Regions from separate parts of the Homo sapiens genome. Here region 1 is linked to region 2. The links are chromatin loops, found by intact Hi-C in ENCODE. Cell type or tissue: dorsolateral prefrontal cortex. All regions are shown on one strand. Each heading gives the region's core, and the rest is flanking DNA. Links, peaks and the distances in the headings are about the cores only.

Region 1 (15,440 bases), core at 2,698-10,697, 64 kb after region 2:
CCCAGAATTTATTCTTATAAGATTAGTACTAATACACAATCTACAAGTCCATCCTTCCCAAACATTATCTACCTACACCTAAACTAAAATAAAGCTCAAAAACAAAATGCTACATTTTCCTTAAGCTCCTATAATTGTACTTATCCATGAATTCAGTGGGAAAATTATTCCAACCAAAACAAAGGTCACATTTTCTAGATATCATAGCCAAAATTATGTTTTTGAGACACACATTTGATAACTAAGTAACCTTTAGATTACTAATTGTGTAAAGTTGCCAAGGTGATAAAAGCAAAACAAAAGTTCTAGAGAAACTTTAAGATTATTTGTGCACCTGCCTGTTTCCCCCACAAACAGAGCTATACTTTGATGGAAAATTAAGAAAATAATTATACAAAATATTATAATTTTAATACAGGAGTATTAGTCAGCTTGGGCCGCCATCACAAAATACCATAAACTGTGTGGCCTGAACAACAGAAATTTATTTTCTCACAGTTTTGGAGGCTGAAAGTCCAATATTAGGAAGCCAGCATGGTCAATTTCTAGTGAGGGCTCCCTTCCTAGCTTATAGACAGCCGCCTTCTTGATGTAACCTCACATTGCCTTTTCTTCATGTCTGCAAGTGAAGAGAAAGCAAGCTCTGGTGTCCTACTCTTCAAGGACACTAATCCTATCAGATCAGGGCCCTACCCTTATGACCTCATTTAGTCATAATTACTTCCATAAAGGCCATATGTCCATAAAGTCACATTGGGGGTTAGTCACATGATTTTTGAGGGATACGATTTAGTCTATAGCATTCCATTTGCTCTAATAGTCATATTTTCTGGCAGTAATTTTATGTAGCTCTGAATATTTTGAAAATAAGCACTTACAGAGGGGTAAGTTCTTCACCTCCTCTCTGAATAACATTTTACCAATAGCTTCATACAACAAAATAAGCTTCATAAAAACTAAACATGATATGAAGACACAAGTGGCAAGATATACATATGTACATGTGGGTGAGGAGGGAGGGAATAGAGAGGTTCAAAGTTCGTTCACTTCTGAATCAACTGAAACCTTGTGTTTCACCTTCAGATTTGGGTCCTAAAATACCCAGTATCATGAAACATAGCTAGGTTGGTAGGTAGATAGGTAGCTATGTTGAAACCATTAAAAATCGATGACCAAGTAGGTATACATGAAAGAATTGGATTCAGAATAAACAATGCAAGCTGAAATTAGAACATTTTGTTTTATGGTACCTTTATGTAAAGTATGCTTGTGTTTAAATATGGAATCAGGAAACTATTTTGGGTCAGAATTTAAAATAATCCCATTCTTTTGTATTTCTGATTAACACATTTGTCTTTGAGGTTCTTCACCTGAAGTACAAAACTAAACAGAAAAATATATAAATCAAATATTTTGGCCCTTCCCTGGTCTTCCTACCACAGGCTGATACTATTCAGAAAGCATGTCTTTTTCCTCACAACATCTGAAGTACAATATAGAAATTCATCCTTTTCTATATTGAAACTGGGCCTTTCCCCAAGATTTTTATTTTGCATTTAACAAAATAACAGCAAATATCAGGTATTAGAAGGATCGAAACAACCTCTTCTATTCTGTTGTCCTTAGAACACCATCTTTTATTCATAGCTTCTCTTGTGGTGCTGGGAGGCAGATTCTGTTGCTATAGCAACGCCCTGAATATCCTTGGGGATAGCTTACAGTTTTACTTTTTTTTTGAACAACAAAGAGCCATTGATACTACATGTTGCCAAAGGTTATAAAAGTTGAATTCTAAAATGAAAATATTTCTTCTATAGAAGTGGTACACCATATGTGTCCCACAAATTCAAAGAGATATGTAAGGATATGACCTTTGTGTGAACACTGATGAATCTAGTATAATACTGTTTGGATTCAATGGATTATTCACAGCAGAAGTAGTTGAAGTGTATGCCTTGTTTTCTAAGACCACTGTGGGGGATAAGGGGTTTATTCCCAGTATCTGTAAAGATCCAGGAGCAAGAAAAGATAAATAAATCAAAGGTCCCATCGCTTACATTTTGTTTGTTACTTTGTAATCACCTTCCCATCCCCACCCCCATCAAAATGAACTGCTATATCAAAATCCAATTACACTTTGACAGTAAATAGATCCTCAAAGAGTGGTTGCTACTGAATCCTTGCTCCTCAGAATAGATATTAAATGTACGAGATTCTCAAGTGCTCTGAAATCTGTATTCCTTGCTTCATTTTAACTGGATTCTCTTCATCTGTGAAAAAAAATTCCTTAGCTATCTGCTTTGTAAAACTAGGGAAAAAATTTCAAGTATTTCTTTCAAGATAAGTCAGCTCATCGCCCTAGAAACCTGAGGGGATGCACTGAGAAACACAAACGAAGAGTTGGAGGCACCACAGATTCATTTCCTGGAAAAACAGCCGTAAGAGCTTATAGAGGCTCAGGAGATGGGAATCTGGACTTTTCTCAATAATGGGAGAGAGTGATACATGCTGAAAATGTAGATAATACATTAGGATTGATCCCAATCTCCTCCACTCACCACAGCCTGCGCGAATTCACTGGAGTTAGAAGACCCTCCCAGCAGATCAAGAAAAACCCATGACCCAAGGCCATTCATTCATTCTTTCTTTCTTTTGTCAATATACTAAGTGCATGTTATGTCCCAAGCCAATCAAAGGCTTTCCAAATGCTTATTAAATGCCTGATTGTACTCTTGAAGAGTTAGTCTCTAATTCAATAAAGCCTTCGTTGGCACAGGTTCTATAGGTATAATATAGAGAACTTTATTAAAAATAACTGGTTTAGAGGGTAATCATAACTAGTAACAACAAACACACAGATTGTGTTTCTAAATACCGTTTCCCACTAAAAGGAACCAGGGTTACTTGGAGAAATGGCTGATTCCAAAAATGGTTGGAATAGGGAAAATACAAGGCAACCTGGAATATCTTGTTGTTCAAGAAAGCAAGAAAGTGCTTACATACTAATAGAGGCATGTCAAAAGGACACAAGAACTAATTTGAAGGAGCTCCCACTGTCCATATCTTGGACAATTTGATCATTAAAATGAATAATGACAGAGATAGATTATCACATTAAATAAAAAATAAATGCATGAGTCCATAGCAATACTTAGAAGAAAACAGGGCGGCAGAGATGGGGAGAAAAGAGAAGGAGGAGGAGGTAAGGGAAAAATAAAAGAAAGCTCCGCTTTACAGAAGAATACCAACTGTTATGGGCTGAATTACATCCCCACCAACATTTGTAGGTTAAAGCTTTAACCCCCAATGTGACTGTATTTGGAAAGAGGATCTTTAGGGAGGTAATTAAGGTTAAACGAGGCCCTAAGGATTGGGCCCTAATTCAACAGAACTGGTATCTTATAAGAAGAACACACCAAAGGGCTCTCTCATGCTTTCTCTCTCTCTCTCTCTCTCTCTCTCTACCCCCTTCTCTCCCCCCTCTCTCCCTCTCTCCCTCTTCCCCCCCATGCATATACACAGAGAAGAGATCCTGTGAGGACAAAGTGAGAAGGTGGCATCTATAAACCAGGAAGAGAGGCCACGCCAGAAACCAACCCTGGCAGCACATTGATCTTGACTTTCTAGCCTCCAGAACTATGAGAAAATAAATTTCCATTTACGCCACCCAGATTGTGGTGTTTCGTTTGGCAGCCCAAGCAGACTAATACACCAACTAAAAAATATTGAGGAAATGATAGAGTTAGAAAATCACCATTTTTCAACCACCAATGTAAAAATGATCAGTGGATACCAAAACCACTAGGTCAAAGATTATGGTTTTAAAATATGACCACATAGGTTAACTTTACAATAGGGAAATTAGGCATGACATTACCTTCCTAACCAAGCAATCAAACTTAGCATCATCAACAGTAGGACAGCCTGGTGTGTGCCTCCTGGTGGATCCAATAAGAAATACACATGACCTATCCAATAGTCTTGCAAAGAATGTTTAACCTGAGCCTAACTGTGAGAAAACAATCAGACAAATCCCCAAAGAGGAGACATTTTTGCAAGGCAACTGGCCTAGATCATTAAAACAGAGTCAATATCATAAATAAAAGAAGTCGTAGACCCCTTCTAGACTAAAAGTTTCTAAACATTACAACCACAGAATTAACCAACTTTCATAGGATCTTGGGTCAACAAAAGCACCTAAATAGATATATTGGGTATAACTGGGGAAATTTTTAATGGGCTGCATGTTAGATGACAAAACTGAATTCACATTAATTGTCTTCGGTATGAACAGTGTAATGGGTATATAGAAAATTGTCTTTACACTTAGATAGCGCAAACCAAAGTATCACTGGGTGAAGTATCACAATGTCTGCAACTTCAAGTGGTTCAATAATAACAGAAAAAGGATACATATATACATATATAAATAAATGGGGACCAGGCACAGTTGCTCACACCTATAATCCCAGCACTTTGGGAGGCCGAAGCAGGTGGATCGTTTGAGCTCAAGAGTTCAAGATCAGCCTGGACAACATGGTAAAAGCCCATCTCTACTAAAAATACAAAAATTAGCCGGGAGTGGTGGTGCACATCTGTGGTCCCAGCTACTCAGAAGGCTGAGGTGGTAGGATTGCTTGAGCCCAGGGGCAGCGCAGGTTTCAACGAGCCAAGATTGCGCTACTGCACTCTAGCCTGGGTGACAGAGTGAGACCCTGTCTCTAAATAAGTAAATAAATAAATAGGGAGCAAAATAAAGCAGAGGTAGTGAAATGTTAATAATTGATGGATGTAGTTGTAAAGGGTATACAATGTTCAATGTATTATTCTTTCAACTTTTCTGTGATTTAATTTTTTTTAATTTGCAGTTTAAAAAAATAATTAAGAAATATAACTATACTAAAGTGCTCAGAAACATTTTATGGCCTACAGTTCACTCTAGCTATTATCGACTATGCATCTACCGAGACCAAATGGTATAACCTAATGGTTAGCAAGCGTGGATATTTGTTCCCAACAGACCTGGGTTCAAAACTTGTCTCTCAGACTTTATACAAACAACAATATCTTTAAGGTTTAGTTTTTCTGCAGTGAAATGGGAATAATACCTAACTGATAAGCAGTTGAGAAGATTAAATGGGGCATATAAAATCTCAGGAGGCAATTATTATCACTGATGGTAGGAGGATAGGGATTGGAAGCTACACACTCTGGAAAGCAGTCTCCACTAAAACTATGACATCACTTACTAACAGTGAGTGACTGCATTATATTATTAGTAACCATTTTTGTGGCAAGAGTCTTTTCATCCAAATCAAAAGTTCCTTGAAGGCAAGAACCACGTCTTTCCTGATTTCTATATCTCCCAAAGAACCCTGTACAATGTTACACATGATAATATTTCATCTGTACGTTATGCCTGATCAGCACTTCTCAACTATGGCTGAACATTAGAATTGCCTGGGGAGGCTTTTAAAAAGTCCGATCCCTGAACCCCATCCCCAGATCATTTTTATTTTGTTGGTCTGAGGTAGGACTTGGGCCTCAAGTTTTTAAAAAAAATTCCCAGGGAGATTGTAAAAGGTTTATATTTTGTTTCTCCTTAGGGCAATGGCACAAGCCGTTGCTGCCAAATTTCCACCCGCCTTGGAGTAACCTGAAGTGTCAGATTAGGTAAATTTGTGTTTTAACATGTCAGCCTTCTCCCATGAGCTGCTAACTTCAGACCATTTGTAAGATCACCATCATGTAGGCTGTTAACATAAAACATGACAGGTTTGTGCTTTACTTTATCAAAATGTATAATTATACCTAATGCTGCTCTTTCTTCAGTTGACGAAAACTATAAAAGGCCTTTTCCTAAACCCCAAGTTTGGGTAAGTTTTCACAATAGAACAAGCATCCAAACAGCAGAAACGTGACAGTAACAGTGCATTAGTTGATAATGTGGACTTTCACAATTCAGAAAATAATTTCATTTGTGTCCCAGAGAAATCAAAACAGAGGGCAGAACACCTGAAGGATAAAAGAAGGAGATCTGTGGGACCAGAGGTCAGAATCAGTGAGCATAATAAGAAATGAGAACAAGAGCGTTTTATCACCTCCATCTAGCCAGCTGCCAATGTTGGCAAACAAGTTCCTAATATGAATGTACCCAGGCACTGGGCTGAAAGTTGAGCACGCTCCTCCCTGCATCTTCCACATGAAGGCCGCTGTGACCATGAGTCTTAGCTACAACTTGGTGGTCTGACATATCCATATACATTTTCCCTGCCCTTGGCTGTACATTTACTGACCTTGAACTACTGGGAAAGCATCATGTGTCATTAATATAGTAAAGAGAAAGGGCACTCATAGGGCATAATAAGATATAATTATAGGCCCGGCGTGGTGGCTCATGCCTGTAATCCCCGCACTTTGGGAGGCCGAGGCGGGTGGATCACCTGAGGTCAGGAGATCAAGCCCATCCTGGCTAACACGGTGAAACCTCGTCTCTACTAAAAATACAAAAAATTAGCTGGGCCTGTAATCCCAGCTACTCAGGAGGCTGAGGCAGGAGAATCACTTGAACCAGGGAGGCAGAGGTTGCAGTGAGCTGAGATCACACCACTGCACTCCAGCCTGGGCGACAGAGCGAGACTCCGTCTCAGAAAAAAAATAAAAATAAAAAAGATACAATTATAAATAAGACTTTGTTTCTTTAAAGGAACCAGGGCTAAACCATTTCTAAGAACTCTTTATCCAATTCCTTACTTAATAACCAAGTAACCATGGCCAAGTTACTTAGCTTTTCAAAGCTGAAGTTTCCCCATCTGTCAAACACAGATAGTAAAGTGCCTACTTCATAGGGTTGTTATGAGGATTAGAGAATGCATGTCAAATATTTAGTATGGTTTCTCACACATAGTATTATTAGCTAAATGGAAACTATTATTATATCTCTAATATAGTAATAAATCCAAACCCAGCAGATTCTTCGGTGGAAAAATAAAACAAAGATATGAACGCCCAAGTGAATTCCTATTTCCATTAATCTATATGATAAAAAGCTTAGATTTAGATAAAATTTCAGTAGATAATAATCTGATGATTTATCCCAACTTTGCTTTGGCAGTATCTTCAAACAAAATTTAGATATTTAAAGTCATTGTCCTTAAAAGAGACCCTAAAGATTCAATTACTTATTGAATAGACAGTTTCAAATTGTATAAACAAATTCTCATTTCTTCTAATCCTAAGCCATGCCCTCCAAAAACAATAACAAAGATGATGTTACAGTGTCTCCTAGTGGGCCCATTTTCACTCATTGCCAACACATGTGTGACTAATAGTAAAGCATTTGCAAGTAAATTTTTAACTAAAAAGAATAATTCAAATGAAATAAAACCATATTGGGCAAGACAACATGGAAGCACCATGCACTAACAGCTGGAAACTGAAGGTAAAAAAACATACATGGACTTGATTGGAGCAAAAGGAGTGATAATTTAGTGATTAGCTAGTGTAGGGGAGGAAAAAACTTTTCCCTCTCAGGTTCACTATTTGGGGGCCTATGAATTAAACTGGCAAAAGACAGATTAACAGGAGAAAAGCATAAATAGTTATTGAGTTCACATGTTATGTGTGAGGGGCTTCACAGAAAATAAGTAAAAACCCAAAGAAGCAGTTAGACAGGGGGCTTATATACCATTTTAAGAAAAGGCAATAAATTATAGAGAAGTGACTAGACAAAGGAAAGTGGGTTTGAGCTCCTAGGGGTGGTGTAATAAATTGTGGGAAGGTGACTAGGAAATATATGATGGATAAAGGTTGTTTAGAAAGGTTTGTTATGCACACTCTTCTCTGTGCCCTCTCTGGTCTTCCTGGAATGGGAGAGGGAAATGCTTTTACAAATAGCAATTTCTGTCACCTTTACAAAGAGAAATTTATGCCCTGCTTTTAGACAGAAGCAGGGAGGGCAAAGAACTTTTCCTGGGTCTGCTGTTTCTTCAGTTGCCTTCAGCTTAAAGTAATCCTTATGCCAAAGTGGTATTTTTGGGTGTGGCATATTCTGGACCTCTTCACTAAAAAACAACTGAAGCCTCAAGTTGAAGAATTTCCAGGAGAAGATTCTTCTAAGTAATACAACATAGGTGGAAAAAAGTATTTTGCCTACACATTTTGAAGTAGCCTAAAGGAGAAATATTAGAAGTGAACTAGATAAGATATGCCAAAAGAAAATTAAAGAGTTCTTATTATTACCAGAAAGTGGTCCCAATCCACACCCCAAGAGAGGGTTCTTGGATCTCATCCAAGAAAGAATTCCAGGCAAGTCTACAGGGTAAAGTGAAAGCAAATTTATCAGGAAAGTAAAGGAAGAAAAGAATGGCTACTCCATAGGCAGAGCGGCCCTAAGGGCTGCTGGTTGGTTATTTTTTTTCTGGATATTTCTTGATTATATGCTAAACAAGGGGTAGATTATTCATGAATTTTCCTGGAAAGCGGCAGGAATTTCCTGGAATTGAGGGTCCCTCCCTATTTTAGACCATATAGGGTAACTTCTGGGTGTTGCCATGGCATTTGTAAACTGGCATGGCACTGGTGGGAGTGTTGCTTAGCATGCTAATCCATTGTAATTAGCATATAATGAGCAGCAAGGATGACCATAGGTCAGTTTTGTAACCATGTGTTTTTGGCTGGTTTCTTTATCGCATCCTGTTTTATCAGCAAGGTCTTTGTGACCTATATCTTGAGCGGAGCTCCTATCTCATCCTGTGACTAAGAATGCCTAACCACCTAGAATGCGACCCAGCAGGTCTCAGCCTCATTTTACCCAGCCCCTATTAAAGATGGAGTCACTTTGGTTCAAACACCTCTGACAGTATGAAGGTAAGAGAAAGGGAACTGACTTAAAAAATTCTCAAAAAGGCAAAGCTAGATTGTCTCAAAGGTTTGTTTTTGGGGAACGGCCACTTTTGATGTTGTTCTTGTTAGCTTTTACTAGAGCTTTAAACAGTTAGGGAAATATTTACTAGAAGTATCATAACAGATATGTATGCAGCATATAAATCTATTTTACGTTTATTAAATTTAACATGCAGAACAAATCATAAATTTAAGGATTCTAGCCCCTTAATGAGAAACGACTTATAACTGCTCTAATGAAACAATTCCCATAACAAGATGAAGTGTTACTTTTAAATCCAGGTGCTGGGTGGGCCATTGGCAGCCTGCTAAACCTCTGTAGGCTTCAATAACACTATGGATACAACAGAAGAGCTAGGTTAAATGGACCCTGAAGTCCTCTCCTCCATGAAGTTGTTTCAATATAAATGGATATGACTCTTGTTAAAACGTGTCTCTTCCTTTACCCTCGGCCACACTTTTTAAATTGTATCTCTTCCTCAAAAAAATAGTTGCATTATGCATGATGGGATAAAAAACACATTTTCTTCCCTTTTCCTTTTATAAAAAGAACTGGATTATAGGTATTTTTAGGTTCCCCAAATCTCATAACGCCAACATTTTGAACATTTTAAAATATATTGCTATCTCAAGAAGCTGTAAAGTTTTTAACCAAGTCCTAATAATTAAACTTGGTTTGGAATGAATTACTAGGTTGGTGCAAAAGTAATTGCGATTTTTGCCATTACTTTTGCACCAACCTAATATTAGTATAGTTATTTAAATGCCATTTGGAAAAATTGCAGAATGCTTTTCAAACTTCATATGCATCTAAGTATTAGCTCTCTGGATATTTGCACAGATCACATTGAGTACAAGGGACTAATATATCTCCCACAGAAATGTATACCTCAACAAGCAAGAGCATGGGATTAATTCGAGTTAAGCATGCTATTACTGACCATGTTCATAGATCCCAAACTGATTTCTTAAACTTTTCCAGTGATGCTTTTCCTTTATCTTTTTGCAAAATTTCATACTTACATTTTTTATCCTATATCTTAGAGTAAAAAAGTTTTGAAATTATGCTAATGTATTAAAGTTATAATCCTAAACATGCAAAAGTTCTGGCTCTCAAAGAACATTTTCTAGTCCCTAAGAGCTTGAAAGTAGCTCAGAGGACCAGCAGTAGGGGGAATGTTGCCCGTGATCACCTTTCACTTTTAAGCATGCTTTTTCCAGTTCAATTTTGCCCTTTCTTTTCATTCTAGTTATTTGGGGCCTTTTCTAAGTACTGTCAAATAGGAAATTACCACAAAGACAAGTGGAAGAAAAAACATTTTAAAAATAACTTCACACACCACCTGCAATTCTAGTAAATGCCTCACTCTCAGAGTGTGCGGGCATTTGGAGATTTCCCTCAAATCAGCTGTGCTGCCCCACCACAGGGATCGGTCGGTGTTCCCTTTTCAGCTCAGTAATCAAATAGCTTTGACTGGTCCGTGTCTGCTTTTGTCCACTTCTGACCTACGTGTTCCTGTGAGGGACATCTTTGTCTCACTTTTCTTTGGTCACTGAGTTCATGTACCTCAATAGGCTAAGTCTTGCAGTCCATTAATGAGAATTCTCAGCTCAGCTCTAGGCCACCCAGAAACCCCGGTTGCATGTTCTCGCTGAATGGCTTCACTGGTGGCCCATTCAAATGTGCTAATGTCAGAAAAAAAGGTTGAATGGGGCACCAATGTACACCATTGCCGAAGCAAAGTGACTGCGGCTTCCAACAAAGCTTCCGCTGTGGCGATGTTAAGCAGAGTTATCAATGGTGCGGAGGCTGAGCAAGGACTAATGCTCCAATCATGCCATCCACAGGTGGCACAGATGCAGCCACTTCAATATGAAATCACAGTGCAAAGTTCACTGGCAATTCAATCCTGCCTCCAGCTTCCAATCTCCAGATACATTGTGTAGATATGCCTCCTTCTCTTTCTGGTTCTGAGGCTCTTTGAATAAGTTTGCAGAAGACATTTTGGGTGAGAGATGAAGTGAGCGTTTGTTCCAATTTTTCTTAGAGTTACACCTCCAGTTGAGAAGCTTTCTTAAAGCCGTTTATTTCCTCATGGATGTACAGAAGCAGATAAAGCATTTTCTCGGGGCTTATCCCAGAAGCACTAAAAGGGCATTTGAGCTCAGCAAAGGAATGTTTTGATTGTGCAAAACAGATGTCACATTATGGCCGCATATTGCTACTTCTCATAAGAGAACATCTTGAATCACAACTAAATTATGAAGAGGTGATGACCAAACCAATTCTGTAGCCCCTCTTCCCCTAATCACGGCAAATGAAAGAAAAAAGATGATGGACCAGCTCCCAAGTTTTCCTTCTAAACAGATATTTCTGGGAAGACACATAAAAGGAACTGAAAAGTTAGGATTTTTATAATTTTAAAATTCACTTTAAGACCCCTGAGTTTCTGAATTATTCACAAATATACATGATTCCCACACATTCACATGGAAGAATAGCCCAAAATTAGAGTCCCACTATCATCCAAACTTTACATCAAGACGAACCAGTACTGAAGCCTCCCAGATTCCTAATCCTTAATTGCTGGTGAGAGTCTGCAGAGCAAGGTCATTTGCATGACAACCTCAGCCTTCTCAGAGGGCCCAAGATTTTGCTTGGCTACTCACTACAAGTCAAAATATACAGAAGTAATATATAAAATATACTACTTTAGTTCTTCAGCTCCTTGAAAACCATTTCTCCACTCCCAAATGAAAAATAGCATACAAAAAAAAGTATAGCATATCTTATCACCTCAGCTAACTTTTCAAAGTTATAATTTTACTGGAAGATAAAGTCCAAAGCATACAGTGTACATACACACACACACATGAACTCAACCCACATGGATTATTATTATTATTATTATTATTATTATTTAGATGGAGTCTCACTCTGTCACCCAGGCTGGAGTGCAGTGGCGTGATCTTGGCTCACTGCAACCTCCGCCTCCTGGGTTCAAGCGATCCTCCTGCCTCAGCCTCCCAAGTAGCTGGGACTACAGGTGCATGCCACCACGCCGGGCTAGTTTTTATATTTTTAGTAGAGACGGGGTTTCACCATGTTGGTCAGCATGGTTTTGAGCTCTTGACCTCGTGCTCTGCCCGCCTTGGCCTCCCAAAGTTGAGATTACAGGCGTGAGCCACAGTGCCCAGCCATGATTTTTTAAATATTCCAGAATGATAACACTGGGGAACTCCCAACTAAAGAGTAGGCCCCAAGAACTTGTTCTGATCTCGTTTAAAGACGAATGATTTTCATGGAGGGAATTCTCAGGGACCCACATCGTCTATCTGACCCTGCACAGGGGCCCTCCTGGTGCCTCACTGTATCTGGTCACCAAGCCAGCAGCTGGTGCTGGGCAGCTCTCATACAGGAGCTTCCTTTTAAGACTTCAGCTCCAAGGTGTCTCCACACAATCCTCTCGCTCACATATGTTAAAGTCTTATGGGGAATCATATTCCAGGTCAGCAGTTCTAGGCCCAAGAGGGAAAGAGACAGGTGCCCCAAAGCCACTAACTAGCCCTAAGAATTTTTTTTTTCTTTCTCTTTTGCAGGCATATAAAAGAAGGTTTCTCCCTCACTATTCCTCGCCTTCTAATTCTAGTAAGTTTTTCCTACTATTTTCCTCAAGCTAGATTAATTATGAAGCAAGAAGGTCTTATAAATTATTTGTGATTTTTAATGTAATGTCACATTCATTTTCCCCTAATTTTTCATAATGAAAATGAATTAATTTTATACTTAGAAAAAGTTATTTTTTAAATAATAAAGTTAATCTTTGATCTTTCACTCCTCAGAAATGGAATTTTGCCATCAATTCGCTAAGAAAATTAAATATTTTCATGTCATGTTAGTAAGAGAAACAACTGGCTAATTTTTATTTTGTACTTACTCTTACCAGTTTATTATGAAGGATACAACTCAGGAGCAGCTAAATGAAGAGATGCTGAGGGCAAGGCACACTCTGCGTGCACCACCTTCCTAGCGCCTCATTGTGGTCACAGACGTAGATGCTTCCACCTGGCTAGTGGAAGCAGCTATTTATTTGGAAAGAAAATCCAAATTACACAATCAAGGGAAAAAAATTCTTTTTTCTCTCTCCATAATTTCCTTCTTTATTAATCATACTTCACCCAAAGCTATTTAAGATTTTATAAACTTAAATTTTATTTTATTTTATTTGAGTCAGGGTTTGGCTTGTTGCCCAGGCTGGAGTGCAGTAATGCGATCTCAGCTCACTGAAACATTCACCTCCCAGGCTCAAGCGATTCTCCTGCCTCAGCCTCCTGAGTAGCTGGGACTACAGGCGCCTCCCTACCTGGCTCATTTTTGTAGTTTTTTGTAAAGACAGGGTTTCGCCATGTTGCCCAGGCGGGTCTGGAACTCCTGAGCTCAAGGGATCCACCTGCCACAACCTCCCAAAGTGCTGGGATAATAGGCCTGACCCACAGCACCAGCCTAAACTTAAAGTTTTTAAATCTATGGCTTCTTAGTGGGACCTGAAGGCTGCATGACCATCCTTCACATAAACAGCTCAATTTAGAAGCCAGAAGGATTAGTATGTATTCTAAAGTGCAAAAATAGCATAGATCATTTAAGTGGGGTAGCATCTGAGGGTATTTAGGTCTTGGTCCAGGAAACTGCAACCAAGGGATGCCCTGGCTTACCCATTTGGGTTATTCTGGCATATTTCTGTAGAGAAAGAGAAATATCTTTCCCTCACCCATTCGATGATCACGGCTGAGTCCCCCCATAACAAAAGAAGAATTAACAAGAGAAAAGCATACACATTTACTTAATATCACTTTTGCAGAACACGGGAGCCTTCATAAGGAAATGAAGACTAGAAGAAAGTGGTAAACCTTTATAATTTTTAAGTTTGACAAACAAGTCGAGAGTCACGAAGACATGATTGGATAAAAAGTATGATCTAATTTAATAAATGGGGGTGGGGAGTACTTAGCAAGACCTGTTTGTTCAGATTCTTCTCTGTGTTCCTGTGTCTTCAGAGGTAAGGATGTTCCTTTCCTCCTGGTAGAGGAAGGGCACCTCTCAAATGAGTGTCTTATGACCCTCTTCAGAGGAAAATCAGAAAACCCTTCCAGGTTTTCTTACCTGCTTCAGGGGAAGAACGCAGACGGGGTGAGAATGACTTCCTTGCTTCTGCTGTTTTCTCAAATGCCAAGGTGCGATATTTTGGAGTACCATGTCCTGAACCCCATCATTGCCAAATAGAGAATGTAATGGTCGCTTTTTACAAAATAAACATAACTGAAAACCGGATTGGGTTAGAATCTTGCCACCTGGCTTGCATTATTTCTTTTATCCTTATTTTTTATGCAGATAAGCTTAAGAAGTCAGACCTTAAATGGCATTTTTTTAAAGGTGCCTCTGGATTTTACTTTCTTCAGTGGCTCTAAAGAAGCTCCACAATTGTCCAGAAAGAATGGGCCAATACACAGCTGTCCCTTTGTTTATAATTCCTTCCCTCCTCCCTGTGGTCTCCTTTCCTGCAGTCCCTCCCCCAGTGGCCCAAACTTTGCTTTTGAAGGCATCCTTGACTTCAGAGAAGTTAGACCATGTCGTGAATGTCTCTTCCTTCTCTAAGGCAGGCTAATAGAGATAATGGGCCCTGTGGGAGACAAGAAGCCAAAGAAAGAGAAGGGTTCCTTTGGATACTTAAGGGAATTATTGACAAGGCTCAGCCGACTCAAACTCACAAATTAAAAAAATAAAAAGCAGCTGAGGTCGTTCTGCTAGGTCTTTTATGCAATCAAGTGAAATAAAGTGTGCTGACTTTTGGGTGGGGGGTTCATAAGGGAGATCGGAGAGGGGAGTAATTTAATTTCTTAAATCTTGCATATGCCACATACTGAAGATTCTAAATAAATTTTTTGGCTAATTGAAACTATTAGTTGAGACTACACCCAGAAAAAGTTACTAGCATTTTGTTCACTGGACAGAAATTAAACAAAGGATGAATTTTACTTAAGCGAGGAAAAGTCAATATCAATCATTTGATAAGGGTTAGAAAGCAAGCACTTAAATGCTATTGTAGGAAGAATCAGAAAGGATTTAGCCGAAATCCCTTGTTTTTCCCACCAGCCTATGTTTTTCCCTGAAGATAGACAAAGGACAAAGTTACTTTCCCAATTTCCCTAATTTCAGTAAAGAACTCTTTGCCAGATTCTTCTGGTGTTGTTTTCAAGCCCTTAAAGTGTGGCCTTTTCTGTGCATGGACTAGATTTTATGTGCAGGAACTCAAGGATGGGAATACATCCACCAACGCGTCTCCTCAGAGCAAAATCTGCCTCCATTAACTTTAAAGCTGAAACTCAATAACTCTTGTTCTTACTGGATCCTAACTCCAAAAATTCACTCACACCTACCCCCTCCTTTCCAAAGAATGACTAAATTGGGAGGCTGGGACAGAAACATTCCAAATAAGAATCAATCATTACATTGGTTCCAATTCTTCCTCTACGGTTAC
Region 2 (15,440 bases), core at 3,021-11,020:
AACTATATGAATAATATACTCCTAATTATGTATGTCTGTGTACAACAAAAACTAGAAAAAGATACACCTGAGAACAGTGTCTGTGTCTGAGTTGTGTCATTATGGATAATTTTGTTTTCTTCTTTATGGTTTTATATACGTTCCAAGTTTTTAAATGAGCTGTTACTATTGGATTTTTAAATTAAATCTATCCATCCTTCAAGGCCAATTGAAACATGACTCCATTCATAAAGCCTCCTTGATCACTCATGTAATCAAATGGAAACATCTCTTTTATCTGATTTATTATTCTTTTTTTTCATTCTTAAGACATTTGTCACAGACTGCCTTATACTATAGTTATTTTTTACAAGTCTTATATCACTTATTATATATGAAGCACTTTGCAGATACATTATGCATCCCCTAAAGGGCCTGGCACAGTGACATGCATAAATAAACCCCTCAATAAATATTTATTAAATGATTTAGAGGATTTTCAGTTTATACAGAGGAGTACCAAACAATTCTCAAGTTGTATTATATCACTAAATCTCTGATATTTATTTCCAACAGCATACAAGTACAGAGTCAGCACCTAGTTTCATTTTATCAAAAAAGCCAAATTTGGATATAGAAACACTGCTTGAAAAGAAGAGAGTTTCTGCTGGGCGTGGTGGCTCACACCTGTAATCTCAGCACTATGGGAGGCCAAGGTGGGCGGATCACGAGGTCAGGAGTTTGATACCAGCCTGGCCAACATGGTGAAACCCTGTCTCTACTAAAAATACAAAAATTAGCTGGGCGTGGTGGTGCACACCTGTAATCCCAGCTACTTGGGAGTCTGAGGCAGGATAATCTCTTGAACCCAGGAGGCAGAGATTGCAGTGAGCTGAGATCACACCACTAATCTCCATCCTGGGCAACAGAGTGAGACTGTCTCAAAAAAAAAATTGAATTTCTTTTAATAATTCAAAAAATTGTGTCTTATTAAGAAATTGGAAAATCTGGAGAGAAAAATATTTTTTAAAGTCTAAACCACCATATGAAGAAAGACTTATTACAATGGGAATCACCTATGTATACAATTGTTTGTTTGTTGTATATTTTCCCACCAGATTATAAGCTCCATGAGAGCAGAGATATTTGCAGCAACAATAACCAAGAATTAGTTTGGTGGCAAGTACAATTTACTAGGGTGTTCAGTAAAATTTACAGCAATCAGCAAAGGGATAAGCTGCCCATCCTACAATGTCTTTGCATAGGCTTACAGATCAGTGCTCAGCACTTTAGTAACAACAGAGTAAACCTTTGTGAGTTCTATATTTCAGCCATGGCTTTTCTTTTTTTCTTTTTTTTTCTTTTCGACAGAGTCTTGCTCTGTCGCCAAGACTGGAGTGCAGTGGCATGATCTCGGCTCACTGCAACCTCCACTCCCAGGTTCAAGCAATTCTTGTGCCTCAGCCTCCTGAGTAGCTAGGATTACAAGTGTGTGCCACCACGTCCAGCTAATTATTTTGTCTTTTTAGTAGAGACCGGGTTTCACCACGTTACCCAGGCTGATCTCTGACTCTTGAGCACAGGTGATCCGCCCACCTCGGCCTCCCAAAGTGCTGGCATTACAGGCGTGAGCCACCATGCCCGGCCAGCCATAGCTTTTCATGAAACATTAGCAAAGGGCATTCCTCATAAGATTAAAAGTAAAAAAAATGAGTCAATTATCACATATATAATGAGAGCACAGAAAACTAGACTTAGTCTAGTACATTTTTGCCTAGGCACCTCCACCTGAAGAGACATAAAAATGCACAACACTCACCCCAAAATCACCAACAAAAGCATCATGTGGTTCCAGAATATGTCTAAGTTTAGAGTTACAGTTAGCATAGCCGTAGGCTAGTCTAAATAACTGTGTGCTATATTTGGATTCCTTGCTGGAATACTTTTCCCTTTTCCAAGAGTATCAATCAGGCATATCACAAGCTATTTAGCTGAGGCCAGACATGGTCTCACCAGGTCCAATATGGGGAAAAGCATACAGGAAAGCTTGCTCGTTAATTGCTTGCCTGGGCTGAGAAAATAGAAAATGTCATTTTCTAGTGGTGTATATTTAGCCACCCTCACCACCAATAAAATCATATCTTTTCTTTTTTCTAAGACCTAAAGGGGTTGGAAGGAGTCAAGCAATATCCAAATAATTAACACCATTTCAAGGTGCTGAAAGTTTCAGAACTGCAGCAGGCACCTTGTGAGTCAGGCTGGGACACTGGGACACTCTTAGAAGCCAATTTGAGACCTGCCAGCTCTACCTTTTCCTCCACAAATGCTGTCACACCTTGCTCCCACCTCACCAAAATTCATCACCCCAAGGTCACAAGAGCTCAAAAAAAAAAAAAAACTGAGACAAAAAAATTAGGTCAGTGCTTTTTGTGATTTAAGAAATCCAGTTTACATCCTGTAAAGAAAAAGAGCTTCTCTCTAGAGCACGACCCGGACAAATTAGGAGACGTTACTCTCTTGTTAAACAGCTCAAATATGAGTACAACTTCAGAAAAATACCACTAGATTTACTCTGAAGCTACTCTATTAAGTATCAGAAAAATTATAAAGTCTTTGCCTCCCATAGGAGATTTAACAAACTATGCACCAACCAAGGAACTATTAGGCTAAGTTGGGCATATTCCTGCGAGTAGTTGAGAGTAACTCAATTCCCTGCCCACACTATTAAGGCACCATGCATGGCTGAGGGTGGTTAATTGACTGCTCCCTGAAAGAGCTGTTTTCTTTACCCAAAGGATGGAGGTCCAATTATATGGGATCCTTAAAACAAATTGGAATCAAATACCAGAAAGTATGCTGCAGAAAGCAGCCTTAAATGACAACCCAGGAAAGAACATGATAGATAAGTGTCCTTTCCAATGACCATACTTTAGATGTTGCTACCCCATCGTTAAGACCTGTATGGCTGTTGTTGTGGATGTACAAGGCCCCAGAATCTAAGAGAGGTTGAAAAACAGGATCACTCAGACTCACTGTTAGTAACCTGGATGGAAAAAGAAATAAATAATGGTACAGGACGAAAATTTGAAAAAAAAAAAAAGAGGCCTAACCAAAATACTGAAGAGTCAAAAGAACCTACTAGGAGAACAAAAAAAGCTTAAAAAAATCATTGGCAAAAAAGCAAGGTAAGCGTATTAATCTACTCTTTAATTTGGCACCACTAAGCAAAAAGTTAATATAAATGTCACCTTATTTCCATTCTAATCTTGTAAGTGTGTTGAAAATAGTGAAAGATAAGAGACGTGGGCATGATTTTTTTTTAACCAGTTTTACTATCATCACTACATGACCAGGCCACTTAAGAGAAATGGGTGATCTGAGGAAAAGATAGTAAGAAACTGTTTATCAACAAAACACTCCTTCTCTATAAATTCTGGATTATATCCCAACAAAAAGAATACGTGGGCTAAAAGAATCATATAACAAATTTGATTGTCTTACTCCATTTGGGCTGCTATAACAAAATACCTTAGACTGAGCAGCTTATAAACAACAGAAATTTATTTCTCACAGTTCTGGAGGCTGGGAAGTCCAAGATCAAGGCACCAGCCAATCCGGTGTCTGGTGAGAACCCATCTCCCCTAGATGGCGCATTCCACCTGTCCTCACAAGGTAGAAGGGGCAAACAGGCTCCCTCAAGCCTCTTTTATTAAGGCGGAGCCCTCATAACCTAATCACCTCCCAAAGGCTCCACCTCTTAATACTCCCTGATTATGAATTTAGGCTTCAACATATGGGGGTGGGGGCAGGGACACATTCAGGCCATAGCATTAACCAAACTCTGCTTGATAAGAGGAATATCAGTATTTTTCTAAAAGAATCAAAATATTTATTCCTACAGTTTCCTCTAAGTGGGATTGGAAGAATTAGAGTATTTGCCATGATCAGATTTAGATTTTTATAGGAGCACTAGAGGTGCTAGGAAGAGAAGAGACTTGAAGGAGGGAGAAGCAGCAAGAGTAGAAGCAGCAGGGAGACTAGTTAGGAAACCAATGCTAAGTTCCAGGAAAAAGATAGGGGTGGCTTAGACCAGTGTACCAGAAATAGAAATGGTCACAAGTGATCAGATTTGGGATTTATTTTGAAGGTAGCACTACCAACAGGATTTTTTTTAATGGAACAGATACATGATGTAAAAGAAGAGAAGAGTCATAATGATCTCAGATTTATCTATTTATTTATTTATTTTTGTCATGTGAAACCAGGTAAAGAGTTTTGCCAGCTATTGAGATGGTAAACAGTGGGTGAAAAGCAGGTTTAGGAGAAAAAATAAATCAACCTGTGTTTTAAATGTTAAATATGAAATGTCTATTAGACATATAAATGAAGATGTTTAAAATAGTGTCTACATAAGGGGAAAAGCAGGGGTTGAAGATACAAATGTGAGTCATCTGCATGTAGATATTTAAAGTCATGAGACTGGACAGATCACATGAAGAGCAAGTTTAGATATGCAGAGAAGAGGCCTCCCAAGCATTTGGCATCACTAAGAGGAGGAGGATACGGCAAAGAGAACTGGGAAGGAGCAGCCACTGAAAGAAAGGAAGAGACAGGGAAAGAAAGAAACCACAAAACTAAGACACTACGATTCTCTGGAAACCAAATGAAGAAAATACTTAAAGAAGTGGGGAAGATTTTCCGTGTTAAATGATGCTGAGGGATTCAGTGTGGTGAATCTGAGCATTGGATTTGACACCTTCCAGGTCATTGGTAACGTTGACAATAAAAAGAATTCTGTGGTAAAATATACAAATCATAAAATTCACAGCTTTAACCATTTTTAAGTGAACAATTTAATGGCATTAAATACATTCACATTGTTGTGCAACAATTACCACCTTCTATCTCCAGAACTTCATCTTCCCAAACTAAAACACTGTATCCATTAAACAATAATTCCATATTCCCTCCCAGACAACCACCATTCTACTTTCTGTCTTTATAAAATTTGACTACTCTAGGTCCCTCATATAAGGGGACTAATACAATATTTGTTGTCTTGTGACTGGCTTATTTCATAATGTCTTCAATTTGAGATGTTTTCACATTCTGTCAAAGTGAACACTGGGCCAGGCATGGTGGCTCACGCCTATAATCCCAGCACTTTGGGAGGCCAAGGTGGGTGGATGACTTGAGGTCAGGAGTTCAAGACCAGCCTGGCCAAATTGGTGAAACCCCGTCTCTACTAAAAATACAAAAAATTAGCCGGGCGTGGTGGCAGGTGCCTGCAGTCTCAGCTACTTGGGAGGCTGAGGCAGGAGAATTGCTTGAACTTGGGAAGCGGAGGTTGCAGGAGCCGAGATCGCGCCATTGCACTCCAGCCTAGGCAAGAAAGTGAGACTCTGTTTCAAAAAAAAAGAAAGAAAGAAAGAAAGAAGAGAAAGAAGGAAAGGAAATTTGAAGAAAGCAAGTTTAGGTGACTTTCAACATTGCATAAATCATCAAGAGCGGCAAGATCAAAACTGGAACCAGGTTCCTGACCCACAATCCTTCCAATTTAAGCCTGAGTGATTTGCTTTCTCTGAAAAACCTGTATATTTTCCCAAGTAGGAAACATTTTAAATTGAAAAAGCTCATTTGATTGTTCTAAAATAAGATAATATTATATGTATACATAAATCTTTTAAATTGAAGCAATAATAAAATTCTCACTTTTGAGCCAAACAAGTACCAAAAATAGTAACTTTCTTTTCACCAAGTTTTCTAACTTCGTGCTTAAAAATAATGTTCATCTTGGCCGGGCGCGGTGGCTCATGCCTGTAATCCCAGCACTTTGGGAGGCCAAGGCGGGTGGATCACGAGGTCAGGAGATCAAGACCATCCTGGCTAACACAGTGAAACCCCGTCTCTACTAAAAATACAAAAAATTAGCCAGGCGTGGTGGCGGGCGCCTGTAGTCCCAGCTACTTGGGAGGCTGAGGCAGGAGAATGGCGTGAACCCGGGAGGCAGAACTTGCAGTGAGCCAAGATCGCGCCACTGCACTCCAGCCTGGGTGACAGAGTGAGACTCCGTCTCAAAAAAAAAAAAAAATATATATATATATATATATATATATTCATCTTATAGACTAATGGAACAGAACAGAGAACCTAGAAATTAATCCATACACCTACAGTGAACTCATTTCAACAAAGGTGCCAAGGACGTACATTGTAGAAAAGAGTCTCTTCAAATAAATGGTGCTAGGATAACTGGATATCCACATGCAGAAGAATGAAACTAGATCCCCATCTCTCTCCATATACAAAAATCAAATCAAAATGGATTAAAGGCTTACATCTAAAACCTCAAACTATGAAACTACTAAAAGAAAGACATTGGAGAAATTATCCAGGACATTGGTCTACAATAGCAAAGATTTCTTGAGTAATACCTAACAAGCACAAGCAAGCCAAGAAAAAATGGACATCAAGTTAAAAAGCTTCTGTGCAGCAAAGGAAATAATTGACAAAGTGAAGGGACAACCCACAGAATGAGAGAAAATGGGTAGTTTGCCAATGACCCATCTGACAAGGGGTTAATAATCAGAATATATAAGGAACTCAAACAATGCTGTAGGAAAAATTTAATAATCCGATTAATAATGGGATTTTAAAAAATCTGAATAGACATTTCTCAAAAGAAGACATACGAATGGTAAACAGGCATATAAAAAGTTGCTCCACATCATTGATTATCAGAGAAATGCAAATCAAAACTATAATGAGATATTATCTCACCCCAATTAAAAAAGCTTGTATCCACAGACAGGCAATAACAAACTCTGGCAATGGTGTGAAGAAAAGGGAACCCTCTTATAATGTTGATGGGAATGTAAATTAGGTAAAACCACTATGGAGAACAGTTTGGAGGTTCCTCAAAAACTAGAATATAATCTACCATATGATCCAGCAATCCCACTGCTAGGTATATACCCAAAAGAAAGGAAATCAGTATATCAGAGATATCCACACTCCCATGTTTATAGCAGCACTATTCACAATAGCCAGGATATGGAAGCACCCCAAGTGTTCATCAACAGATGAATAGATAAAGAAAATGTAGGACATATACATAAGGGAGTACTATTCAGTCATAAAAAAAGAATGAGACCCTGACATTTGTAACAACATGGATGGAACTGGAGGACATTATGTTAAGTGAAATAAGCCAGGCATGAGAAAACAAACATCACATGCTCTCACTTATTTGTGGGAGCTAAAAATTAAAACAATGAACTCATGGAGATAGAGAGTAGAATGATGGTTACCAGAGGCTGGAAGGGTAATGGAGGGAGAAGGCAGGGAAGTGGGGAGGGTTAGTGGTTACAAAAATATAGCTAGGTAGAATGAATAAGATCTAACATTTGCTAGCAAAACAGAGTGACTATAATCAACAATATTGTACATTTTTAAAGAACTAAAAGAGTGTATTTGGAATGATTTTAACACAAAGTAAGGATAAATGCTTGAGGTGATAGGTACCCCATTTACCCTGATGTGATTATTATACATTGTATGCCTATATCAAAGTATCTAATCTACCCTATAAATATATATGCCTACTATGTACCTGTAAAAATAAAAATAAATCAAGAGAAAATCTTCCAAGTGATCACCTAGAAGTGATCTTTCTAAAAAACACTGAACTCTTTAGAAAAAAAATAATGTTAATCTTAACAATCAATATTTGGGCATAAGTTTTGCTTTATTATGTTATTATTAATTAGATATAATTTTTCTAAGACTATTATAAAATAAAAACAGAAAATGCTCCATATTTTTAAATGAAATTTTATTCTGGCCAAAGGATTACTTCAATCTTCTTTTAAAATGAAAAACAAATTCTGGGTTCAAAGAATAATATGTAATTAGATAAACTGAGAATACAAAGGAATAGATTTGTTTCCAAAACACTTATACTCCACCAACGAATGTCATTAAATCTGTATTGTAGGCCAAAGTTACACCATGAAATACCAGTATTTGAAATAATTTTGGACTAAGCATGGGGCTATAGAACTCACTTTAATTTGGGAACAAGTAAATGCCTTTGTAAAAGTCTAAAATTCCTCACCCACTATATATTTGCAGTTTAAAGGAATATGCTTTGAGATCTCCTTAGTGATCATCATAGAATATTTTCTCAAATTACATATGAAATCAGCAAAAAATATAGTACAATTTGTCACAAGGTATGCCAGATCAAGAGGTAGCAGGGAGAGAAATTAAGGGGGAAAGAAAAATATACATATGTTTCAGATACTGTAAGGTTATTCATATATAGGTCAAGAACAACCAAGCCCAAATCACTGTATAGAAACAAAGACAGGGATTCTTAATAGAAACTTAAAGCTCAAACAAATTATTGCTGGTCAAATGTGTTTATTATCTCTTGTATCACAGTTTAATCTCTGGATACTCAATGGTTCATGTAAACAGACTGTTTCAGCTCATTTTACTTTCTCTAGTCTAATGAGGTCCTGGGGTTTAGGGTTTACCATTAGTAAAAGGTTTTTAAAGACAGCACTATCAGATTCAAACCTAATGGGCCCATCATATGTAAGATAGATTTCATCTTAAATATCCCTTCACCACACACCCACATAAACACACAGCTTTACTAATAGTGTATTTGAAAATACTTTCCATCTCAGTGCTGGTGAACATTGAGAGTGGATAACTGGCTACTTTATACATGCACAGCTGTATATATGCCCTTTACACTGAGCGTAATTTGGAGGAAAAAGCATCCTAGACAGATGTCTGCTCCATGGTTTATAAGAGTATGTGATACCATCCGCACTTTTCACAGCTAAACCCTTGAAAACTGGGAGACAGACAAAGGAACCCAAACGTGAAGAGCATTCATTAAAAGATGTAAATAGCCAGGATCCGTGCTGTTTTGTTTCAATCTTCTTTATACTGCTGAAAACAGGAAAGCCTCCTGTCACGCAGACTCCGGGATTCTCAGAGCCCAATAAAGGTTAGTGACATTTTCAATTCATGTTTGTTTTCATTCTTCTAATCATGAACTCTGTGTCAGCCTGAGAAACCAGCTGAGAGTAATCCATAACCTTTTATAAGTGAAACATTAACTCACAGCTCGTTCTGATGTCTTTTTAATGTAATACAAAAGCAAAAGCAAAAACACAATAATATACATGATAGAAACACGGTAGCCAAATGAGAAAGTTTGTTGGAACTTTCACAGCACAGAGTACCACCTAATTTAATGGCCAAATGTTATTTACTAACTAGCCTAGATTGAGAATAAATATAAATACACCAACCAGAGTAACATCCAAATAGATAATCAAGAAGAAATTACTAAAATCTTTCAAGACTGCCATTAATTACCAATGCAGTGTTCATATTAGAATAGGCATGCACCACAGAAAATACTTTTTTCTTAATCCATAATTTGTATTAATGCATCATTCCTTGGAAAGTAGTAGTCTTCACTAAATGGGCGAGTTTCGAAGCTGATCAGAAATATACCGCTGTATCATCTTCCCTAATACCCATACCCACTGTTCTATAAGATGCTCAGCAAAATAGACATTTAGGCTGAAATCTAAATTGTAATACAGAATATGGTTCCTGATTGTTTCGCTGATTTCAATAGTCTGCCAGACTGAAGTTGGGTCTCCAAAACTATCTCCTGAGAGACATCAGTGTAATTTCTCCTGGAGAGTACATTCCTAATCAGATATTTAAGAAACAGGCTTTGCCATCCCAGTTGAGACTCTCTGTATCTGGGTACTAAGTAGCATGATCATCAAAGACTTAAGGACACCAAAGAAGTGTCTAATAAGCAAAATCCAGTTGAATTACACAACGGAGAGGCACTAGACCTGAGCAGTTAACTCTCCAATACGTCAAGAGAGATCAATGTTGACACCAAGAAGTACCAATTTTCTAACCCAGGTAAAGAAAAGACAGTATATGAAAGTAAAAGTAAAAGCTCTTTGGAACAAGGCATGATTTATTCATCAGAGGGAAAGGGGTACCTTGCCAAGAAATACACCAGACCATGAGGAGCCTTCTACAGGGCTGACAGCAAGAAACATGCAGATAACGAAGGTTTCTATTCATCCCTATAGCTTCCAACATACAAAGAAACAAGCATCAGTGGCTGAAAAGATTCCAGTGAATACAACACAACTCAAAGTTTGGAGGAATTAGAAGGAGAAGGGCAGAAATGGGCTAGGGATCCTAGTCTTTATTAACGTTTATTTCATTAGCTCTAATTGCTTCATTATTATAAACATTATTATATTCATATTTGTCTCATCTCAAACTAATTTAATTGGTAGAATTCTGTGTCCTTGCTATTATGTGATACAATTAGCTCTCATTAGTTCACATTTCACTCATTTTCTCCTGACTGATTGCACTACATACTGATGCTCACTAATATCAATATGTAATGTAATCAGTCAGGAGTAAAATGTTGTTACAGTGTCTCCAAATCTATCATACTTATCATTCTGATTGTTTTCAAAGTACCAATATTCTTTCAATAATTTCTGTCTTAATAATGTGAAATTTGGTGTTAATAATACAATTTTTACTATACTTATTGACACAATGGTGAACCATCATTTAAGTAACTAGAGAGAGCAAATGATTAATAAATTTAAAAAGACAAACTGCCATTTCCTCATGTAGCCTTTAAATCACAGAAAGTGAAACACCGATTTTTTTTTGGTTTTCTTCTGAATCATTAGGTTTTCCCCTTCCCCTCCCTAATCTTTTATTTTTCTTCATTGTTATGATCCTTCTATAACCATGTGGAGAGCTTCAGGACAGCAAGAACCTGCAGCTGATGCTGTCTATGGGAGGTGAAGAGGTCCCTTGAATTGTGCTACTGTTAATTTGCCCTTTGAGCATGTACAGCAGGGAGTCTATAAAGACAGAAGCAAAGCATGGAGATTTGTCTATCTGATTAGTACGTCAGAAATGCTAAAGACTAAAAGGGAAGAAAAGGGCAAAAGGCTTTTTGTAATCAATTTTATAAAATCCATTGGGCTTTCAGTGGGGCCCATTTGGAAATGCCCTGCTAGTTTACTCAGATGAAATACACACAGAGACTCTACATTCTCCTCCTGGACTATTTTAGCGCTATTACTTAGAATGTGAATTCGTACATACATTTCTAAATAAAACACTTGCTGTCCCTTTTTCCCTCACCAAGAATTACACCCTGTGGTTCCCACTAAACTACAGATCATTCTGAGAGAAATAATGGCACAACAAACTCGACTATTTTATTCCTCGGAGCAGAGCTTCCCAACAATACATGTATTTAACAGTCTTTTCAGCTGGTCTTGAACAAGATCCTAAGATATAAACACACACACACATACACACACAATACTCAATGCCAGAAAATTTAAAGCAGCAAATGGCTTAATGGTTTTGATTTTTGAAAAGTTCAAAACAAAAATCATTTTAAGTAAATTTTAAAAAGAAGATGAATCGACGTTACTTTTGCCAAAGCTAAATCCTACCTCAAATAATGGCAGAAGACATTTAAATACCAGAGTTGCTATAATAATCCCTGTTTGAATCATGGTTTCCCTGAACTGGGTTAAGCCTTTAGACAGAAACTAATTGCTACAAACACTAATTTTCAAGTCCCTTTTGTTTCCCTTTGCAGGCACCTCTGGACACAGAAGGTACCCAATTAGCAGAATTCACGGTCCTGATTGTGTATTGTGGGGCTAGTGTGTGGGCTGTATAAACACTGTTGATTACCATTCCTCTGTAATGGCTGATTTTTTGATTGCTTAATAAGGCCATCTATTCTGCATCAGGGCCTGGCAAAGCAGTTGGTGAAATCAGTTAGGTCACTTTTTTTTTCTGGTCCGAAGAGCAGGAGGAGTCTGTGATGGTGGCAGTTGACTAAAAACATAATTACAGACTATTTAATCGCATCTGTTTCCCCACTTAACATTGTTTGTTCAAGTTAGACATAGTTAAGTAAATCAAAAGGACAATAACGGCAAAAACACTAAAAAATTACTATTACATGGTTAGAACTCTAGGGTTTGATATAATTACAGAAAACATAGCTTGCAGTGATTTTTTTAAGGTACTAATTTTTATTAGGTTCTATACACACATTTTGCTTGTTTGGTTGTTTTTTTTTAGGATTTTTTAAAGATTTTGTGTTATGTAAATAACTGTTTGTCTGACAGGACTGATTTCATGTGAAGGGTTCTACAGGGATGATATTATTTATGATGATGATTTTTATGTGCTCATCCAATGTTATAATTAGCAGTCAAGTAACTCCTATCCTGTTTTGTGATTAATAACTAATCCCATAAACACACCTTCCACTACATAGAATTGTCTAGATGGAGGAATCCAAGTAAGCATCAGACCCAAGGGCACCGCCATTCACTCTGAGCTGGCCCCATCCTCCCTCTGAGTACCATACCTGTAATTTATCAATAACACAAAACTGCTTGATAATCAAAGGGATAAAAATGAAAGGCACCCAGACAGCCAGAGCTGTCAACAGGCAGGCATCAGGCCCATGTTCCAATGCAACTAAGCCGGCCATTGAATCCAGTAAATACGATGAATCAATATAGGGTCAGATGAAATGAGAGGCAGCTGCTCTTTCAGAAACATACCCTGTTCTCAGTACCACATGTAGCATGTTCATAAGATGACTTACAACCACATCCGGCAGATATTTTACTAAGCGATCTGCAGTACTTGTTTTAGAATAACTGTCTTTTGTAAGCTGATGCAACAGAGAAAGTTGTCTTTTGTAACCTCCAACGAGACTGTTACAATCCAAGGCCTACCAGAGAAGGATTTGTAACTGAGAGCTACCCTCCACTCCTGGAGAGTCTGAAAGGAATCCTTAGGAAAGGAGGGTCATCTCCCTCAAAGTGCAATCGTCTTTATTAAAGATGTTTTTCAGGATAAGGAAACTACATCTCAGTACTGATTTTAAATGAAGCAAGCATGATACACATTATGGATAGAAGTTCTTGAAATATACTACCTGCATGACAAATCCCAAGATATCCATTATGGCAGAATATACAGTTTACATTATTTTTAGTATTTTTGCATGATTTTAACTATTAAATAGCTTTTAAATGTTTTTAATTATGTAAAGGTATCCTGAGGACAACTGGCACAGAGCACAGTTACCATAAATGCAATGAACAAAATCTTTCACTGATTTGCTAGCTTATACAAAGACACAGTGCCATTCCATGGAGCATCGTGTTTGGCAGCTACTCATTATTTGTTTAGTGTTAAAATATGTATTGAGGGCTTACTGCATATCAGGTACTGTGCTAGGTATTGAGGTTAGAAGAGTAGAATGCTGAAGAAGGCATAATCCCTGGCCTCAGGGAGCTTACAGTCTAGTGATGCAGACAGACAAGTACATTAACAGGTAAATCATTGCAATCTGTGATAAGGTCTATGATGGAAACGTATAATGCCCCACAGTGGAATGACCAGGATATTTGATTCAGAGAAGACCTACAAGAAGATTCCTTTTTAGTTGAGACTTCAGTGATAAGGAGGAGCTGGCCATATGAAGACCAGTGTGGATGGTGGAGAAGCAGAGCATTTCAGGCAGACCTATGGCATGTGCACAGGCAGGCCCTGAAGTGGGAAAGACATCAAGTGTTTAAGGAAGTGCCAGAAGTTCTTTGTGACTGTCTCAAAGTTGGTAAGTGGAGACATCACCAGAGGAATAAGGAGAGGTGGGCACAGAAGAACCAAGCAGACCCCAGTAAGTCAAGGTAGGGACTCAATTAAATTCAAAGTCCAGCAGGAAGCTTCAAGTAAGAAAGCACCATGATCTGATTTAGATTTTTGAAAGGTCATTCTTCTATGGGAGAATAGACTAAAAGCAGCAAGATTGAACATGCTGGAATGAGGTAGGAAGCTGTGGTAGTCCAGGCAAGAGGAGATGGTCTCTCAAATCAGGGTGCAGAGTTTGGATATGGAGAAAACTAGGGTATAGATTACGGAGATGGTAAGAAGAAAACACACTGGATAAATATTTTGGAGACAAAATAAAAGGTTTTATGTAGTGTATCTTGTCTCTCAACCAGATTGCAATCTCTCAGAGAGCAGAACCTGTCTTCAGGCTTACATTGGGAAATCTCTGTCCACAGTCAAATGTCAGACATTCACTTGGAACCAGGATTCTTTCCTCCTGGTTCTCACCTGCCTAGCCTTTCCATCACTGGAGCCAGCTGATTTGACCTGAACAAAACTTAATGTCATTATAATGGGAATATTCCAGGGCCTAAGGTACCTCAGCAACAAGCCCAATGAGGAGAGAGAGAGTGTGTGTCTTAGTGGCACAAAAGCCCCAGGAAGGTGGCCAGCAGTCCAACACCTACTGTCATGGGTGCACACACTTGGACCATTACCACTGGCAGCAAAGTACTCTCTGGCAGGCAGTCACTGCCAAGGAAGGTACGCAGGGTCAGGTTAGATTCCAAGTCAGGAGGATTAGGATCCATCATCCTTACATTTCCAATGTATTTCCTGTCCCTATGTTAATTAGAAACTGGAGTAACCTTAAGTAACACACGTTTGGAAGCATGATGGGAAGGCAGGGAATTCATTCAACAAATATTTCTTTTACACCTTCTATGTCCAGGCATTAGTCTAGGTTCAGGGGTACAGCAATGAGTAAAAGTCTCTGCCTTCAATGAGCTTACATCCTTGTAAGGAAGACATATGAAAGCAAAATAAATAACACATTAGATTAGAAAGAAAGGCACACCATGAAGAAAAATAAACCAGGATATTTCCATTTGGCTAGAACATATGATTTATGGTAGAAAAATAGAAGAGAGAAGACTTAAATGAAAGGTTGATGGAAGGCAAGTTTGCTGAGAAGAGAACTAATGAGCTGCAAAAGTACAGAGAACTGGAGGTCATGGTGATGGCAATGAGGAAACTCAGTTGGAGGTGAAGAATAATATAATATTGGAGATAGAGAGGGCCTTAGAGATTCTGAATCAACCCCCTAACTTTACAATAAGGTGAGATATAAAGGCTAGCTACCCAGCGGCTTAGCATCTCTGCCATCTTCCTCTCCTCCTGTTGCTGTGATTCCAGCATCTCATGCCATCCTGCCCCGCAATGGTATGTTCTGGATCTAGACAGAAACTCCAGATTCAAGGTCTTGGAGGCAGAGCAAATCTGCGTGACAGGTGAGGCCCAAGGTGTGATTAACCCTGTGAGCAGCTGAAGTGTAGGGAGGGTAATGAATATCATTAGTTCATTATCTGCTATGTGCTAAGTGCTTTACATACATTGTCTAATTTAACTCTCTCAACAACCTTGTAATGTAGGTATTATCTTCCACAACGAACATCAAAACCCAAGGTTACACGGCTGAAAAGGATTTAAACCTG

The links. Hi-C counts contacts between places; a loop is a spot of excess contacts. Peaks named below come from ENCODE experiments on the same cell type or tissue, not always from the same donor. Only the 100,000 strongest peaks of a DNase experiment are listed, where the experiment ranks them.
Region 1: a loop joins it to region 2, with 2.3 times the contacts of the local background. A loop is called at or near these places in 3 of 110 quality-filtered maps.

Annotation. Positions count from the first base shown.
Region 1 is chr14:35,951,874-35,967,313 of GRCh38, reverse strand. No RefSeq gene overlaps it. Among named protein-coding and RNA genes, the nearest start is that of LINC00609, 110 kb to the left of the region's middle. In dorsolateral prefrontal cortex, for the core only: CTCF peaks have their summits at 7,103 and 7,306; no DNase peak of the experiment used is centred there; H3K27ac peaks cover 1,989 bases.
Region 2 is chr14:36,016,595-36,032,034 of GRCh38, reverse strand. No RefSeq gene overlaps it. Among named protein-coding and RNA genes, the nearest start is that of LINC00609, 46 kb to the left of the region's middle. In dorsolateral prefrontal cortex, for the core only: no CTCF peak of the experiment used is centred there; no DNase peak of the experiment used is centred there; H3K4me3 peaks cover 2,786 bases; H3K27ac peaks cover 3,460 bases.